Regions from separate parts of the Homo sapiens genome. Here region 1 is linked to region 2. Evidence: chromatin loops called from intact Hi-C (ENCODE). Cell type or tissue: sigmoid colon. All regions are shown on one strand. Links, peaks and the distances in the headings refer to the core of each region. The heading gives the core; the rest is flanking DNA.

Region 1 (8,329 bases), core at 293-8,292, 72 kb after region 2:
GCTTATCTGCTTTCTGTCATTGGGGTTGCCTTTTCTAAAATCTTCTTTCATATGAAGTGAGAGGCAATGTGTAGTCTTTTCTGTCTGGCTTTTTCACTTTGCATAACATGTTGGCGATTGATAGCTGGTGTTGAGTGCATTTGCACTTTGTTCCTTTCTATCACTAAGCAGTGCGGTGTGTTGCCTGTTTCTCTGTTCACCTGTTGATGGATATTTGGGTATTTCCAGTTTTTGGCCATTGCAAAGAAAGCTTCTGTGAACATTGCTCCTGTGTCTTTTGGTGGACACATGCTTCCATTTCTCCAGGGCAGATACCTAGGAGTGGGGTTGCTGGTGTTTGGTGTGAGTAGTGTCTGTTTAGGTTTATAAATAACCTGCCCAACTCTTTTCCAACTGTACCATTTTGCATTTCCACCAGCAGTGTGAACATTCCAGTGTCCCCACCCCTCTACCCTTGCCAGCACTTGGTGATGTCAGTCTTTTCTTTTTATTGATTCTAGTGAGTATGGAGTGGTATTCTGTTGTAGTTTTGACTTGCATTTCCCAAGACTAATGACACTGAGCGCTTTTTCATGTGCTTACTTGTCATTCGTAGTATCTTCTTTGGATAGACACCTTGATACATTCTAATTTCACTGGCGAACGATTATCCCAAAATGGATTAATTTATGACTGGTGTCTATTATATCACATAATGCTGTGTTAAGTCTTAGGGATGAAAGAGAAGGTCTGTGTGTACTTCTTTTTTTCTCCCCCAAACCACTTATTGAGATGGCTAGTGAGATAAAGGTCATGTTAAGCAGGGCACAGCAGAGTTGGAGGAGATGGACAGGAATGCTAGGGACTATGATGTGTGTTGTGCCATCCCGGTGGACATGTTAAATGATCTGGAAGCACAGAAGAGTTGATACGGATAGCTTGGGCCATACTTGGAGGCTTCATGGAGGAGGGAACGCTTCCGTTAGGCCTGATGGGTGAGTGGGTGTCCGTAGGCAGGGAGAGGTGCTGGCCAAGGGCACAGACTACACACAGACGTGGAGCTTAAACAGGATGGCAGAAGGTGGGCAGGAATCAGGGTCTGTACTTCTGTGGTCTCAGTCTCGTGAGATGGGGGCCCCTCAGGTCTTGAGGAGGGGTCTAAGGGAGATGAGGGGTGGGGTGGCAGCAGGTGGGGTCATGCTAGGGGTGCCCGGGCACCCTCACAGGAGTCTGGTGTGTCCTAAGCCTCAAGCTGGCGGGAAGCTGCCTCTTTCAAAGAGCACTTGGTTTGTAAAAAGCTGACAGTAGGTAGCAGAGATTAGATGGCCATGTCTTTATTCCCTCCTGAAAGAAAGCTTCACTGTGGAGACAGATTGAGAGCAGCCCAGTGTGTGTGTGTGTTTCTGTTTCACTGAGGCCCTGCGTGTGTGTGTATGCCGGGAGGGAGGCGCAGGGATCTACTTTTAGCACATTACATGTTGAAACCTCATTGCTGAAGATGCTTCTAGTCTCAAATGTTGGCCCCATTTTTGCCACAAAGTCCACCCAGCCTTTGATCTGTGCTATGCAAGGGAGTGGGGAATCGACTTTCCTTTCCAAACCCAAGTTTTTGATAGAGAGGGCTCCCACAGCGTGTCCTGCTCTGCTCCTGCACAGCACAGCCAGGCGCTGAGTTTGGGGTCCAACATTGATTGGCAGCCAGGAGAGCTGGTCCTAAACACGGAAGAGAACAGAGCGCTGGAATGAATGCAGCTTCCCACAAATGGGAGGGATTAGAACCAGGGCTTCTTGCTCTAATCCACCTTTTGTGTATCTGTTTCACTGATATATTTGTTCTGTATTATGGAAAGTACAGAAAAGCAGAAAAGGAAAAAAATCACCTTGTTGTACAGTCATAGACTAAGGAGAACGAATTAAAGTAACATGAAATTCTATCACCCAGAGATAGGTAGGCAGGCAGTAGATACGTAGGCAAGTGGTATGCTTCTGCGGTTTTCTTCACGGTTTTAGCTTCAGTGTTTCTTTGTACACCCCTTTCACCCCATATCTGTTGATGTGGAGAGCTGGAAGCTTGACTGCTTCTCCATTCCTTCTGTTCATTCCGGGGTCTCCTCCTGCAGAACCCAGCCCTTGCTGACATCTACACAGAGCACGCCCATCAGGTGGTGGTGGCCAAGTATGCGCCCAGCGGATTCTACATTGCCTCCGGAGGTACTGTATGGGGGCAAGGCTCGTGGACACCTGTGGGGGCCTGGGTGGCGCTCAGGGCCCAGGGCGAAGCTGGGCTTCTGGCCTTGGGAGAGTGGGAGGAGGGAGGTGGGGGGTGGGGGAGCAGGCTGGGGGTGGTGAGTTGAGGGGAGCCAGTATAATTAGTTTCAGCTGAGGCTGACAAGGAATGTGTAAGCCAGCCTTGTCCAACCGGTGGCCCATGGGCTGCATGTGGCCCCGGATGGCTTCGAATGCAGCCCAACACAAATTGGTACACTTTTTAAAACGTGAGGTTTTTTTTCTTTTCTTTTTTCTTTTCAAGCTCATCAGCTATCGATAGTATTAGTGTATTTTATCTGTGGCCCAGGGAAGCCAAAAGATTGAACACCCCTGGTGTAAGCTACCAAAATGCCCCTTTTCAAAACTGGCCTTAGTTCTAGAACAGAAAGGACACTTTCTAGTTTGTAGTGTTGCAGTTAGTTCCAGCTTGGAGGTCAGCAGAAATGCCACCATGAGGTTGGCCAGGGACCTTTTGCGGGAAGCCATGGCATGGTATGTTGGAGCCCTTGTGGGCCGTGTGTGTGTGTGTGTGTGTGTGTGTGTGTGTGTCTGTGTGTGTGTGTGTGTGTGTATGTGTGAATGGATGTTTTGTTTTGTGTCATCTTTACCCGCTGCTCCTTTCCCAGTGCTACCACAATGCTGGCCTCCAGGCCAGCGCTCACGTTTTATTTGTACACTGGGCCTTTGCTCTCTGCAGCCTGGGCTTTTGTGTGGCTCAGTGGGAGGCTAGGCAGAGGCAGGGGTGGAGAGATCTTTCCTCTTGAAGGATGTTTTTTTATTTACTTAGTTCTTTGACGCAGAGCTTTTCCTGTACACAGATGGGAACAAGAGGTACAGGAGTGAGAGTGGTACCCCTTCTAGAATGGTGGCCCACTCATTCATTCACTCACTCATTCATTCATAAGCTCAACAGATACTTACTGCCTGCCTTGCCTAGCCATCTGCAGCCCAGGGAGGCCAAGTGAGTAAGCTGATGTGGGCCTCATCAGCCTCTCTGGAGAGTGACAGCTATGACCAAATTGCTGAGAGAGCTAAGCACCAGTAGGGGAGGGCGGGACTCATGCACGCCGTGGCCCTATGCTTGTACCATCCTGCGTGTGCACAGCAGCCTGTCCTGAAGGGTGTATGGGAGATGGTAGGCCTTGGGGTTGGGGAAGACCTGGGTTCGGCTCTGTCTTACTCTGCTTTGTGCTCACAGGCTGGGTAATTTACGACTAACACAAATGTATTGGCTCATAGTTCTTGGGGCTGGGCAGTTGGACAGCAGGGGCCGTTGCACAGCAGGGGCCGGTATCTGTCAAGGGCCTTTTGCTGTGTCAGTCCATGGCAGAAGAACAAAGAGAAGGTGAGAGAAGAAGAGGGGCTGGGCTTGTCCTTTTATTGGGAAGCTGCTCATGTCATAATACCCATTCCTGAGGGCAGAGCCCTCCTGGCCTAATCACCTCTCCATAGGCCGCCTCTGATGCATTGGGGATTAAGTTTCCAGCACATGGTTTTCGAGGTCACACTCAGACCATGGCAGCCTCTTACTGGTGGCGTAGCCTTAGTTGAGTAACTCACCTTCCTGGGCCCAAATTTTCTCTTCCAAACTGGGGCTGCTAGTGCCTGCCTCTTAGGGTGTGAAGGAGCCAGTAAGGCATGGATATGCCCAGCATGGCTGTTGCACTAATGGGTACTTACCCCTGGGTGACCCGTTACCTGTCACAAAACTGGGGCTCTGTTCTGATCGAGCCAGGCGGCTGGGTGAGCTGGCTGACTGCTGTTGGCGGTCAGCTGAGGTCACGGTGAAGGGTTGGGCCCGGAGTCTGGCTCATAGTAGGCATTTAATGGTTTTTGTGTTTAGATCTTCTCCAGCTCCATCTGTAAAACATGCTCTCATTTACATCCCATGATTTATTTAGCTCTGTGATTTATTTTTTCCCCAAGCCCTGCTTGCCAGCAAAAGTCTCTTCATTTAAAGCCCCAAGATTTGGCCCGAATGTCTTTTACATGTTTAACATGGAGCCGAATGCTCTTAGAAGTGTCTTCTCAGGAGAGGAATGCAGTTGGCAAGGGCCTCCGCTCCTGCCTGGCACATTGTCCGTGCCCTGTCAGCTGCAAGCTGAGAACCTGCGGGCCCAGGCCTGCCCTGTCCCCAGTCCCCAGAAAGGTGTCCAATGAGACAGAATTCAATGGAAGGCTGTTGCGGAGACTGTTGCAAAGGACAGACCACATAAATAAGTGGCCATCGTGGGACGCTGTCCTCCCTGAAAAGTGCCCTGATTTTGTAGAGGAGCCAAGGGAGTTTGGGGCCATCCTCAGGTCCAAGTGTTCTTGGGCGAGATCATATTTTATGTTTCTAATACATTTCTTTGAATAGAGCGAAGCAATTGTTAAGGCTTACATTGGAACGTTTGCTGCAGAGATGAAGTGGGGCTAAAAATAGTGTGGTAGGGGGGTGGTTTGGAGAAGGGGGCTGAGAAAGAGCCGTGCTGGCCCACTAAGTGGGTTGCCTGGCAGCTGGCCCCAGCCCTCTGCAGGATCTTTAGACCCTGTCAGTCTGACTGGTTCATGACTGCTGAAGTGTTGAACCTTGGGAAGGGCTGCGCACCTGGGAGCCTCCGGCACTCTGGGAGCCCACATTCCCACGGGGCAGTCCTCAGTGCACAGGTCATTTCGGGGGCAGGCCCAGGCCTCCTTTTCCTGAGGTTATTTTCATGATACTGTTCTGTCTGCCTTGGCGCTGGGGCCGTGGTTCCAGGCTGCCCTTGGGAGTTGGCGAGGGCCATGTGACAGGCGTGTGGTTTGGCCTTACGTAGGCCCAGGGCAGGCTTCCTGGAGGAAGGCGCCTCTTTCAGGGTGGGACGCCCTCTGCCTTGTCCTGAGAGCAATGTCTTCTCCATGGGGCAGCATGGGCCCTGGATGGGCCTGAGCATAGCAGACCACGTGGTCACATGTGCATGTGTGGACATGTGTGCATGTGTGGATATGTATGCTCCTGAGTGTATCTGCATGTCCTTCCTGCACACACAGTGCTCCCCTCCGATGCTGCCAGCCTGTGGTGACTTCCTCTTCTGACCCCTTCTTCCCCCCCGGCCTGTTTTATCAGTGAAAGGACTTAACTAAGCAGATCTCCAGGTCACCTTTGGAACTCAGCTCAGGTAGCACAGCAGGTGGTCTTCCTGGACCTTGTGCAGAGAACTGGGCCCTTCTGGGACTCCCCTTAGTTAGTGCTGTTCACTGGATTTGGCATCACCTCTTGCCTGTCCCCGCAGCTGGACTGAGAGCAGGACAGTCCTTACGTGCATCTCCCTCATCTCAGAGGATGGCTCAGTCTAGGCTCGGGCTGTGTCTGCCCACAAGCAAGGCATCTTCGTGGCCTGTGTAGAGCCTCCGTTAATTCGTGGACTCGTTCCACCTGACTCGTAACGAGCTCTTGCTGTGCACTGAAGACTAGTTGGAGACTTCGCACGTGTTAACTCGTGGAACCTACAGCAGCCCTGTGAGTGGCTCTGTTATTTCCACTCTTCTGGATAAGGACACAAGCCATGTTGCTTGCTGAGCCCCACAAAGCCTGTGTGTGGCAGAGGCTGGATTTGAACCCAGGGCCCCTGCTCCCAAGGCCTGGCTCTTAGCTGCTGCCCTCCTTTGAGCTGCTCAGTTGCAGCAAGAAAACAAAAGCTCTTTTCACTGGAAGCAGCTGTAGAGCTGTGGTGGTTGTTAACGTGTCCTGACAATCCTCTTAAAAAGGCGCCTTTACCTGCTTAGCAGATGGGGCTGAGGTTTTAAAGCGTGAAGCCTTGAGAGTTAGTCTAGAATGCTCCCATTTCTTCACGCCAACACAGTGCTCATTTGGAGAGGGTGTGTCGGGATTGGGACTTGGTACTTGGTGACAGGATCGTGGTGGGGGATTGGGGGTACGTGGCCCCCGGTGTTGCTTCTGTTACAATTGGCTGCCCACGCTCCGGTGAGAAGAGAATCAGCATCGAGTTCTGTGTGTAATTCTCCTTCCCCCGCAACACCCACCTGCTACTCTCACAGAAGAATCTTACGCTTGGATTCCTGTGCGTCGTGGAACTGCTCGGTGTGTGAGTGAGGCTGCTGATTTGCCAGGCAGCAGCACGCTGTTGGGAAGCTGCACAGGAAGCCCGGTCTGCAGGCCCAGGTGGAGGCCGCCAGGCCACGCTGAGGCATCGCAGTGGGCAGCACGCTGCACCCTCACAGCTGTGCACCTCGTTTCCAGAAGTCACTGCAGCAACTGCAAAGGAGAGGCAGGTGTAGCCAGTGCCGTCCCATTCCACAAAGGTGGCCTGAGGCCCACACGTCATTCTGATGCCCCTACAAGAAAAGAAACACAGTGAGAAAACTAAACCACTTCCTGGCATATTGGAGTTTACCATGATGTGTCCCTGGGCTTTTTCTGATGCCTAAGCAGGGTTTGTTATCCAGATGATTTCTGGCAAGATTTCTGGCAAAATGCAGAGGCCCAAATGGCAGGCCTCTGGATGCCACGGGCTCTGACTTAAGGGTGGCTGAATATTGTTGCCCTAAGACACGTTCTCTTCACTAGGCCTTTTCCTCTAGAAAGCCTAAGCAACCAGACATGGTTCTGAGTGGGCCTATGGCCACGTGGCCCTGGCCCGGCAGTGACCTGTGGCTCTCCCCCTGCCCTTTACCCCACCACCGCCTCCCCCCCTCCCCCGCCCGCTGTGCCCCACAGATGTGTCTGGGAAGCTGAGGATCTGGGATACCACGCAGAAGGAGCACCTGTTGAAGTATGAGTACCAGCCTTTCGCTGGGAAGATCAAAGACATTGCTTGGACTGAAGACAGTAAGAGGATCGCCGTGGTCGGGGAAGGAAGGGAGAAGTGAGTCACTCCTCTCAGCCCCTCCCTGCCCTGTTGCTGTGGCTCATGCGTCCATGTGCTATGACCCTGGGAGGGGGATGCGCTGATGTCTGTACTAACTTGCACTCGTGAGGGTTGAGCTCCCAGTAGGTGCCGGGCCCCGTGAGGGCTGGCTGCAGCCCCAGGTAAGGTAGAACTCCACATCACACTGGGTTTGTCACCAGGGCCCAGCACTCATGTATCTCCTCTGACGTCCTGAGTGCCTTGCCTGCTAGAACCCCAGCTCTCATGCCCACCTGCAGGCAGCAAGAAGGGGACAGAGTGAAAGAGCAACAGCACTTCTATTCGGGGTCCCTCACAGCAGCTGCCCCATGAAGCTGCCAGGGAGGCTGAACTGTTTCTTCCAGCTGGGCACCTCCCCCAAGGGTCTCTGATGGAGGAGGGAGGGGCAGTGGATGCTGGCTGGGTGGCACTGGGTGGCTACTGACCTCAGGGGCCTAGTGACTGGTGAGGTTGGTGCCGAAACCCAGGTTTTTTTAATTCAAGAGAGTCAGAGTCCCCCCTGCAGCACCATGGCTGGCCATAACCCCTTGAACTTGACAGTGGCATGTCTGTTCTTCACTGAATGGCACTTTCTCGTACATGTTCTAGTAGGTGTTTTTCCATGGCTTCTCAAGTCATTCCTGTTGGTCTTAATTCCTTCTTTTTTCAGTAGCAAATAGTAACTAAAACAGTGTTTTTGTTGAATGTCAGCCAAGAGCAGGGCATCTCATTCCTGTAGGGGATGGTAACTGTTCCCTCCCAATAGAACTGTAAGGAGAATGGTGAAGCTGTAAAGATAGCCCTGGGCCCTGTGGCGTGGGGCCCCACAGACACACACATGCATCCCCTTCCCGAAGGCGCCGGCTTGCCCCATCTTGTTCTTGGGTCCTTTGGACAAATGCCTTGTGGAGCCAGAACCCCAGTGCTTCCCTCATTTGTCCCTGTGGCGTTCTGAGCTGCCTGCTGACAGTCACTCCATCCTCTGTGCACTGGCAGCTCAGCTATCAGATTGCTTACCAGCCTTCTGGGATTGATTTTTTTTTTTTTTTTTTGTCTTCCACCTGTGTCATTGGGTCAAGGTTTGGAGCAGTCTTCCTCTGGGATAGTGGCTCTTCTGTGGGCGAGATTACAGGACACAACAAAGTCATCAACAGCGTGGACATCAAGCAGAGCCGGCCATACCGGCTGGCCACGGGAAGCGATGATAACTGCGC
Region 2 (8,329 bases), core at 270-8,269:
CATTCTGGAAAATCCATTCTTTCAAATCCTCCTCATTGAGGTTCCAAGTTCAGTTTGGCTTATTCATGGTAAGGCCAGGAATACACATTGTCTTGTCCTCAGGCGGTATTAACTCTACTGGTCTGTCCTAATGTCATAGGCTGAAGTCTTGGTTTTGCTGGCATCTCACAGGAGATCTCGCTGGGCCACTTTATTATTGGCATAAGTCAGACCCATCAGGAAGCAGCCAGTGCTCTGGAGCATACCCAAGTGCCAGAGGGAGGGGAAAGCCTACCAAGACTCAGGGGTCTATCCACAATGCTTAAGTATCTAGGGCATGCAGGGACATCACTTCCAACTTTCAAATTCAAGGACAGTTCCTTGGATTATCTCCTACCATAAACAGTGTACTTTCAAAATAGGAGTTTGTGAATTTGATACAGCGTATCACACTTAACTACTGTAAGCCATTTTTAGTGGGCTCCAACAGGTATAAGTTTTGAAGAGGCCTCATCAGATGAGGGCCCTGCAGCTAATCTTGGCCTTCTAAAATGTTGCCTTGCCTCTCATATTAGATCCATGGTAGGAGGTGGTCATGGGAGGCATCTGGGGGATACTTTAGTAAAAATACTACAGACCATTAAGATTCTAGCCTAAGTCTGCCAGTAGAAGGCTGATTACCCTTCAGGTCAGCTTCAACCATGTTACTGAGCCTTGGAGACTGAGCTCTTGGCCATGAGACAGCTAGTAACTTTTAGAACTTCCTAGCCTGATCTGGGTGTTGTGAGACCCATAGAGGCAGAAGCTCCATGGGCACAACAAGGTTGTGAGGGAAATAAACATAGAACTACATTTAAATCACAAAACTAGGTGGCTCAGACTCCCATCATCCTCAAGCTCTGTAGTACCTGCATCTGTCAGCTCATACCTGTAGCCTCAAGGGGAGATCTCTATGACCAACTGGCAAAGGGTAAAGTTCTGGTTTATGGATGATTGACTCAATATGTGATAGCCGAGTATAAACTGTTGTGACACTAAAGCTTCTCTGAGGGCACCCTAAGTCGTCATTGGGGAAAAAATCCTCTCATTTGGCAGAAGTTCAATCAATAAACTTGATCATCTCTTACGGGATAAGGGATTTGAGGATAATTGGTCCCATATATTGGAAAATGGACTGACTGGTCAGACCCCGGAAGATGATTACATAGAAGAGATCTGGAACACTCATATGTGGAGGGGCCTATGGGAATGGTCCAATTCAGACTCTTGAGCAGTAAGAAGCCCATGCCAAGACACGCACAGTGAAGACATAAGGGTATGGACCTGCCAATTGCATCCCAAGACTCGGTGGTGAAGAGGATTCTTCAACGTGGAAAGGAGAACAATTAAATCCCAGGCCCTAGGGGCTACCTTGAAGGGATTTTTTCTGGGAGAGTTCACCTCTGTGAAGGCATTGCTCAGCTTCAGATTGTCTGTTCTCCAACCTTTCAAAGATCATGGAGAAAACACACAGGCATCTAGTACTCCACACATGAAGGTGCCATGAGAGAACTACCCCCAAGACAGCTGATGGTTTCTTGAAACCTAGTTAGGTATTCAAGTGGTCAATTCTGCTTTCCAGGGAGAAGTGTCTAGATGTTGATCACAGCCCTTCAGGGGTTGAAGGGAATTGCTATGGGCACCTAGCAGAAAAGGTAAATTGTGCTGCTTAAAGTCCTACAGTGCACAGGACAGCCCCCAATGAAAAATTACACAGGAGCATCCAATTAAAAGTTTCTGATCTAGTTGATAGGTGGATATCAGATATACATGTAATTTGAGGACTTTGGAGGATTCTGGGAGCATAGGTAGTGTGTTAAGTATTTCAGATTCAGGTTGAAGCATGCAGATGCCTCACTATGACTGTTGAAGCTTGTTTTCTGGAGCTGAGAACTGGTCCACCTTCTACCTGTTCCCTAACACCTGGCCCTTTTGCTACGCATTTACCTTAGTGTCTATATACAGACCTTTATAAGCAACAATGAGTTTGGGTGTTAACATCTCCTACTATGGACACTGGTACAGTGATCACATAGGGACATCTTGCAAGCTGTGATTGGAGGACCAACCTTCCCATCACTTTCCACTGGGGCCAGACCTCAAGTGTTGGGTCCTGGATGACTCAGATCCAGGATCTAAAGTAGTATGACTTGGGTGAGGAATGCTTCCCACATCCAGTGGAAATTCAGGTGCCCCCTCTGAGAATGCACCTCATTTTAGTCAGGGGAGCAGCCTTCCTCTATCTTAAGTCTCCCCTGCACACAAGGCAGTATGAACAACACAACCACTGCAGAAAGTTCCAAGGCCTTTTCTGGCAGTGTCAGTGCGCAGTGAAAGAACTAGACTTGAGCCACACATTTCATGAAACAGGGTAAACTACCAAAGGTCTACTAGGTGCAGAGACTGGGGTCCATCCATCTCCCTCATGTTCACCAAGGCTGTCAGTTCAGTGCGTATCCCAGCAGAAAACGATCCTACGTGCATCACTCAGACACAGTGGTATACGGAAACGTGTGTTTCAGTCTGGTTTTGGATGAGATGGATCTCTGGCTACATTATAGCCCAAGCTCTAAGGGCCAAGAATTCAGACTTAAAGGTTCCATTCTGATGGCTATGTCATTGTATCTTCCGATACCCTCTAACCAGATTCTTCATACCAATGATTCCTGAGGCCTTATGACAGCCGAGAAGTTTATGAATGATTTCAAAACATTGAGTGAAAGAACAAACTGGAAGTTTTACTTATAACAGATAGCCAAGTGGGCAATCCAAGGTCACAGTTGTCTGAAAAGCCGAGTAAGACATTGACATGGATCAAAGTTGTCTAGGATCCTCAGAGCAGAGGAAGGTACAAAGGGTAGCTCAGGCACTATTGTACCTCCTGCCCCAATGCTTGCTTGCCCCAGAAGACACCCCAGAGCCCAGAGGTTCCCATCACATGCTTCTCAGCAAAAGATGACTCTTGGGACCCAGCCACCTGGTGATGGCGCATCACCTTCAAGTGTGCTTCTAGCATTGTATGATTAGCTCTGCAGCTCAACATGGCTGGGATCCATGAGCTCAGCCACTGAGCTGAGGTCAGGCCTAAGTCTTAGTCCCTGAAGGGCCTTAAGTGTGGAGAGGTTATGATACCAGTTCTTTATTTTTAATACAGGAAAAGCTGTACAAATTCTTCCATTAAGGGACATGACATAAAGGCATAAGGGAACCAAAGAAGCCAATAACATACTAATTCCCTCCAAGTATTTCACAAGCACAGACGCACCTCTGGGTCTATAGTAACTGACACTAACCAGCTGTGGCTATGACACCTGTCAGCCATAAGGTCTCACACCACATTACCCATCTCAGACGAGATTCACAGAGAACTTTGTGTTTCCAGTCTAGGTCTTATTGTATAGATTGTTCTTTGGGGTTAAGTAGCTACCTGGACACCACTAAGCGAGAGGCCTAGGACTTCTCCCACAAAAAGCACATAACTTTACTACACTTCAGTTTAAGTCATAGGCAAAGACGGGTAACAGGTATGAAGTTGAAGGACTTAGATAACAAGGGAAGAGTCATGATTCCCTAACAAACCATTTTATGACCAAGAAAAAAATCCCTCTCCTGGACTATGCATAACATTCAGTTCATTGTGACAGCTTTCTATGAAGTTGAGATCTAAATTGGTCATAAGACACTTTCATGGTACATGGTAGAGCCTGATCCATTACTGAGACCATATATCAGCTGAGGGCCCTCTCGAGTCTGGAAAAAGCCTGCCAAAAATCTACTCCCAGAATAGAGCTCTCAAGTCCATCTGGCAACAGCCCAGATCTGCCAGCACCTTGGCAGGACTTCTCACCCAGCCATACTAATCTCACACTGGCCCCTGTGCTGTCTGGTGCTGGTAGCAAGCCCTAACCCTGTCAAACAGGCCTTAAAGAAACACCACAAACAGGATTTCTGCAGCAACATGACACGATCATGATGGCTATCACACACACTGCTAGAGGTTTACTGGAGCAGGGGGCTAGGAAAACCTGGCCTGCCCAGAGAGGGAAAACTGGTCAAACCACTAACAATAGCAGGAGCTGCCTGTGCCTTAATATGCTTTTGCTGCAGATGATCAAGCCAGCACCTGTTTCTTTGCTCCTTGCTAAGAATGCTTTGTTTCCCCTAAGGAATGCTTTTAGCTTATCTATAAAAACTATGCTTATCACTGACTTTGTCAAATGTGTGGGCCAGTCTCTGTTCATGGCTCTTAGCTCTCAAGGCTGTCAGCCCCCCGATTTCCACTTTATACCCTAATTCCTGAGTCGAATTCCTCTAGCACCATTGGTTTAGGGTCTCCACAACCGAGCTGGTCTTGGCAAGCAGTGCCCAATGGGGGGGCTCGAATTCCAGTCGAAAGGTCACTGGAGCAACGGCTGGAGTACGTGGAACTACACTGGAGCACACCCGAGTACTCTTTAAGCAATCCCTGTGGGTAAGAAGGGGAGCTCAGAAGCATCAGGATAACAATGGGACAAGGGGTGAGCAGACATGAGGCTTGAGTCTGCTTTGGCATCTCAAAAGGAGGAGTGAAGGGTAGCACCAGATGACTTATGCAGCTTTTTAGTGTGGTAGAGAAATATTGCCCCTGGTTTCTGGACCAAGGAACTCTGAATGTAGAGGTCTGGGAAAAGGTAGGCAGTGCACTGAAAAAGGCATATAAGGATGGTGCTGAGGATATTCCTGTAAACTAGTCAGTGTGGGCTCTGGTTCATTCCACCTTGGAACCTTTCCACACAGATGAGAAAAAAAAGTCAGGAAGGAGAGTACAATGAAGTAACCGAAGATGACAGAGCAAGTTTGCTTGCCAGCTAAAGCGGCAGAGGGAGATGTTTATCCCTAACCCTCTACACCTCCCCACCCATTTTGAAGAAAGTGGCCTGACCCCCTCCGGATCTCTTCTGGAGGACACTGGGTGAAAAGTAGTTGCCCCTGTGACTGAGCAGCGCCTCAAGTGACCGCTCTCAGTTACATTCAGGCAGGAATCCAGCAAGCTAGATGAGAGGGTGATATGGATGCTTGGCAGTTGCCATGACAATACAACCACCTGATCAACGGGAATATTATGGTTACATGTGAGCCTCTTCCTTTTAAGTTAAAGAATTTAAACAAGCTATTAATCAGTATGGACCAGGTTTTCCTTTTGTAATAAGACTGTTAAATGTTCTCGTCTCCAGTCAGGTGATCCCTACTGACTGGGAGGCTCTTACTCGAGCTTGTCTGACTCATGTTCAATTCTTACAGCTTAAAACTTGGTGGGCAGAGGAAGCTTCCATTCAGGCTGCTCACACTGCCCAGGCCCAACCTCAAATTTATGTAACTGCAGGCCAACTTTTGGGGATTAGCGGCTGGGCTGGTTTAGATGTGCAAGTGGTCATGCAGGATGATGCCATAGAGCACCTTAGGAGTACGTATTAGAGCTGGGGAAAATCACTTCAGAATACCCATCTTTTAGTGCTGTGAGACAAGGACCAAAAGAACCATATGTAGATTTTATAGCCAGGTTACAGGAGTCTCTTAAAAAGGCGATTGCAGATTCTGCTGCTCAGGATATGGTGTTGCAGTTATTGCTTTTGACAATGCCAATCCTGAGTGCCAAGTTGCTCTGCCACTTATTAAAGGAAAAGCACATTTGGTCGAGTATATTAAAGCTTGTGATAGTATCAGAGGTAATCTGCATAAAGTTATCCTGCTAGCCCAAGGCAATGGCAGGACTGAAAGTGGGTAAAGGAAATATTCATTTCCTGGAGCTTGTTTTAACTGTGGGAAGCATGGTAATACTAAAAAAGAATGCAGGGGAAAAAAAAAAATCAGCAAGTCAGGCTCCCAGTTGGGGGGGCAAACAACTGCTGAGCCTGGAATATGTCCAAAATGCAAAAAAGGAAAACACTGGGCTAATCAGCGTCACTAAGTCTGATAAAGATGAGAACCCAATTTCGGGAAGTGCCATGAGGGTCCGTCCCAGGCTCCGTTCCAAACCGGGTCATTCCTGGCTCAGGCCACTCTCTCACCCCTGTACAATGCCTGTCCCCTGCCACAGCCAGTACCCGCCAGAGTTATGCTGCACTAAAGCTGCGAGCCTTCTGCCTGGGGAACCCCCGCAAAAGGTGTCAACAGGAGCGGACCCCTGCCTGCGGGGACAGCAGAATTACTTCTAGGTAGGTCTAGTTTAAGTTTAAAAGGAATACAAGTACAAACAGGAGTCAGATTACAATGGAGAAATTCAAGTTATTGTATCTACTTCTGTTCCCTGGAAAGCAGAGCCAGGAGAGCGTATAGCACGGCTTAGTAAATGACACTACAATAGTGCCACAGAAACTAACCATACGTTGGAATTGAAGACATTGACTTTCAAAAATTACTAGGAGACATTAATTGGATATGACCTGCTCTAGGCATTCCTACCTGTGCCATGAGTAGCCTGTTTTCTATCGTTAGAGGAGGATCCTAGTCTCGCTAGCCCTTGGCAATTACAGGAGGCTGAGACAGAGTTACAGCTAATTGAGAAGCAAATACATAAAGATCAAACGGAATAGATCAAAAAAAGACTTTAGATTTTTCCAACTCAGCATTCACCTACTGGTGTTATTGTCCAAGACCAAGACTTAGAATGGCTTTTTCTTCCACATACTAATTCGCAGTCCTTAACTCCTTATTTGGATCAAACTGCTACTGATAGGAAATGGGAGAACTTGAATTGTTAAATTGCATGGATATGACCTTGGAAAAATTGTCCCTCTTACAAAGGCACAAATACAACAGGCCTTTATAAATAGTCTTACTTGGTAAACCCATTTAGCTGATTTTGTAGGTGTTCCTGATCACTTTGAAAATTATTTCAATTTTTAAAATTGGATTCTCCCTAGAACAATTTAAACCAATTGAAGGTGCTAAATATATTTTTACAGATGGGTCTAGTAATGGTAAAGCTTCTCATTCTGGATTAAAAAATTTTCAGACACCCTATACTTCAGCTCAAAAAGCAGAGCTTGTAGCTGTAATTGAGGTGCTGAGTGCTTGAGATGCCTGTCAATGTAATTTCTAATTGTTCATATGTGGTTCACTCCACCCAATTGAAAATGCTAAGTTACACAATTTCATACAGATGAACAACTGATTACTTTATTCACCCAACTGCAAACGGCAGTTAGGAATAGAATGCACCCTTTTTACATTACTCAATTAGAGCTCATACACTTCCCTTCCAGGACCTTTGACCACAGGCAATCAAATGACTTATCGCCTAGTTGCTACTGCATTATCTAATACTATACACTTTCACAATTTAACCCTTAATGCCTCTGGTCTCAAATGCAGATACAGCATTACCTGGAAAGAAGCTAAAGCTATCATCCAGCAATGCGCAACTTGCCAAATGGTGCATTCCTCATCTTTTACAGGAGTTAATCCTCGAGGATTGGAACCTAATTCTCTTTGGCCAATGGCTGTCATATATGTTCCCAACTTTTGGGAGACTAGCTTACGTGCATGTATATGTAGACACATTTTCTCACTTTAAGCTACCTGTCAAAACAGGAGAATCTTCTGCCTGTATTAAGTGGCATCTTTTACAAGGCTTCACACAATCATAGGCATTCCAACTTCAGTTAAAACAGATAATGCCCCAGGCTATACTAGCCAAGCTCTAGCTACATTTTTCTCTATATGGAATATTAAACACATTACTGGCATCCCATAATTCATAAGGACAAGCCATTGTAGAATCAATCTCTCCCTAAAACAGCAATTACAAAAACAAAGTGTGGGGTTGCGGGTAACAGTGACTATGGAACTCCAAGTATACAATTGAATCTAGCATTATTGACTTTAAATTTTCTGAGCCTGCCTAAAGGCCAGATGCTATCAAGCAGCTGAACAACATCTATAGAAACCAGTGGCAAAGACAGAAGCAAGACGACTGGTTTGGTGGAGAGATCTGATAACAAAGTTAGGAAATACGTAAAATAACAACATGGGGTAGAGGTTATGCTTGTGTTTCTCCAGGCCAAAACCAGCAGCCAACTTGGATACCATCAAGGTACCTGAAACCTTATGAGCCAGATGCTGAGGAAGAGATTTGGGAAGGAACCCGAGGACCCCCGATTGCAGCCATGTCGAGACTGACAGTAAGGAAGACACCAGTCCCGGCAAGCAACACTCACCAGGCACAGCCACTCACCTGGGGCCACATCAAGAAGTTGACAAAGATGGGAGAAGAAAATCTGAAGGTGGCGGAATGACCAGCTATGATGAATAATCTAATAATAGCTATGAC

Evidence for each region. Hi-C counts contacts between places; a loop is a spot of excess contacts. Peaks named below come from ENCODE experiments on the same cell type or tissue, not always from the same donor. Only the 100,000 strongest peaks of a DNase experiment are listed, where the experiment ranks them.
Region 1: a loop joins it to region 2, with 4 times the contacts of the local background. A loop is called at or near these places in 5 of 110 quality-filtered maps.

Annotation. Positions count from the first base shown.
Region 1 is chr4:10,097,757-10,106,085 of GRCh38, reverse strand. WDR1 (WD repeat domain 1) reads left to right here. Exons shown (of 15, transcript NM_017491.5): 3 at 2,100-2,190; 4 at 6,947-7,094; 5 at 8,195-8,329. Among named protein-coding and RNA genes, the nearest start is that of WDR1, 15 kb to the left of the region's middle. RefSeq lists enhancers at 2,319-3,009, 3,010-3,700. In sigmoid colon, for the core only: no CTCF peak of the experiment used is centred there; DNase peaks (open chromatin) are centred at 4,015, 4,305, 5,025, 7,174 and 1 weaker place; H3K27ac peaks cover 4,859 bases.
Region 2 is chr4:10,170,173-10,178,501 of GRCh38, reverse strand. No RefSeq gene overlaps it. Among named protein-coding and RNA genes, the nearest start is that of WDR1, 58 kb to the right of the region's middle. In sigmoid colon, for the core only: a CTCF peak has its summit at 4,984; DNase peaks (open chromatin) are centred at 3,831, 4,941 and 5,339.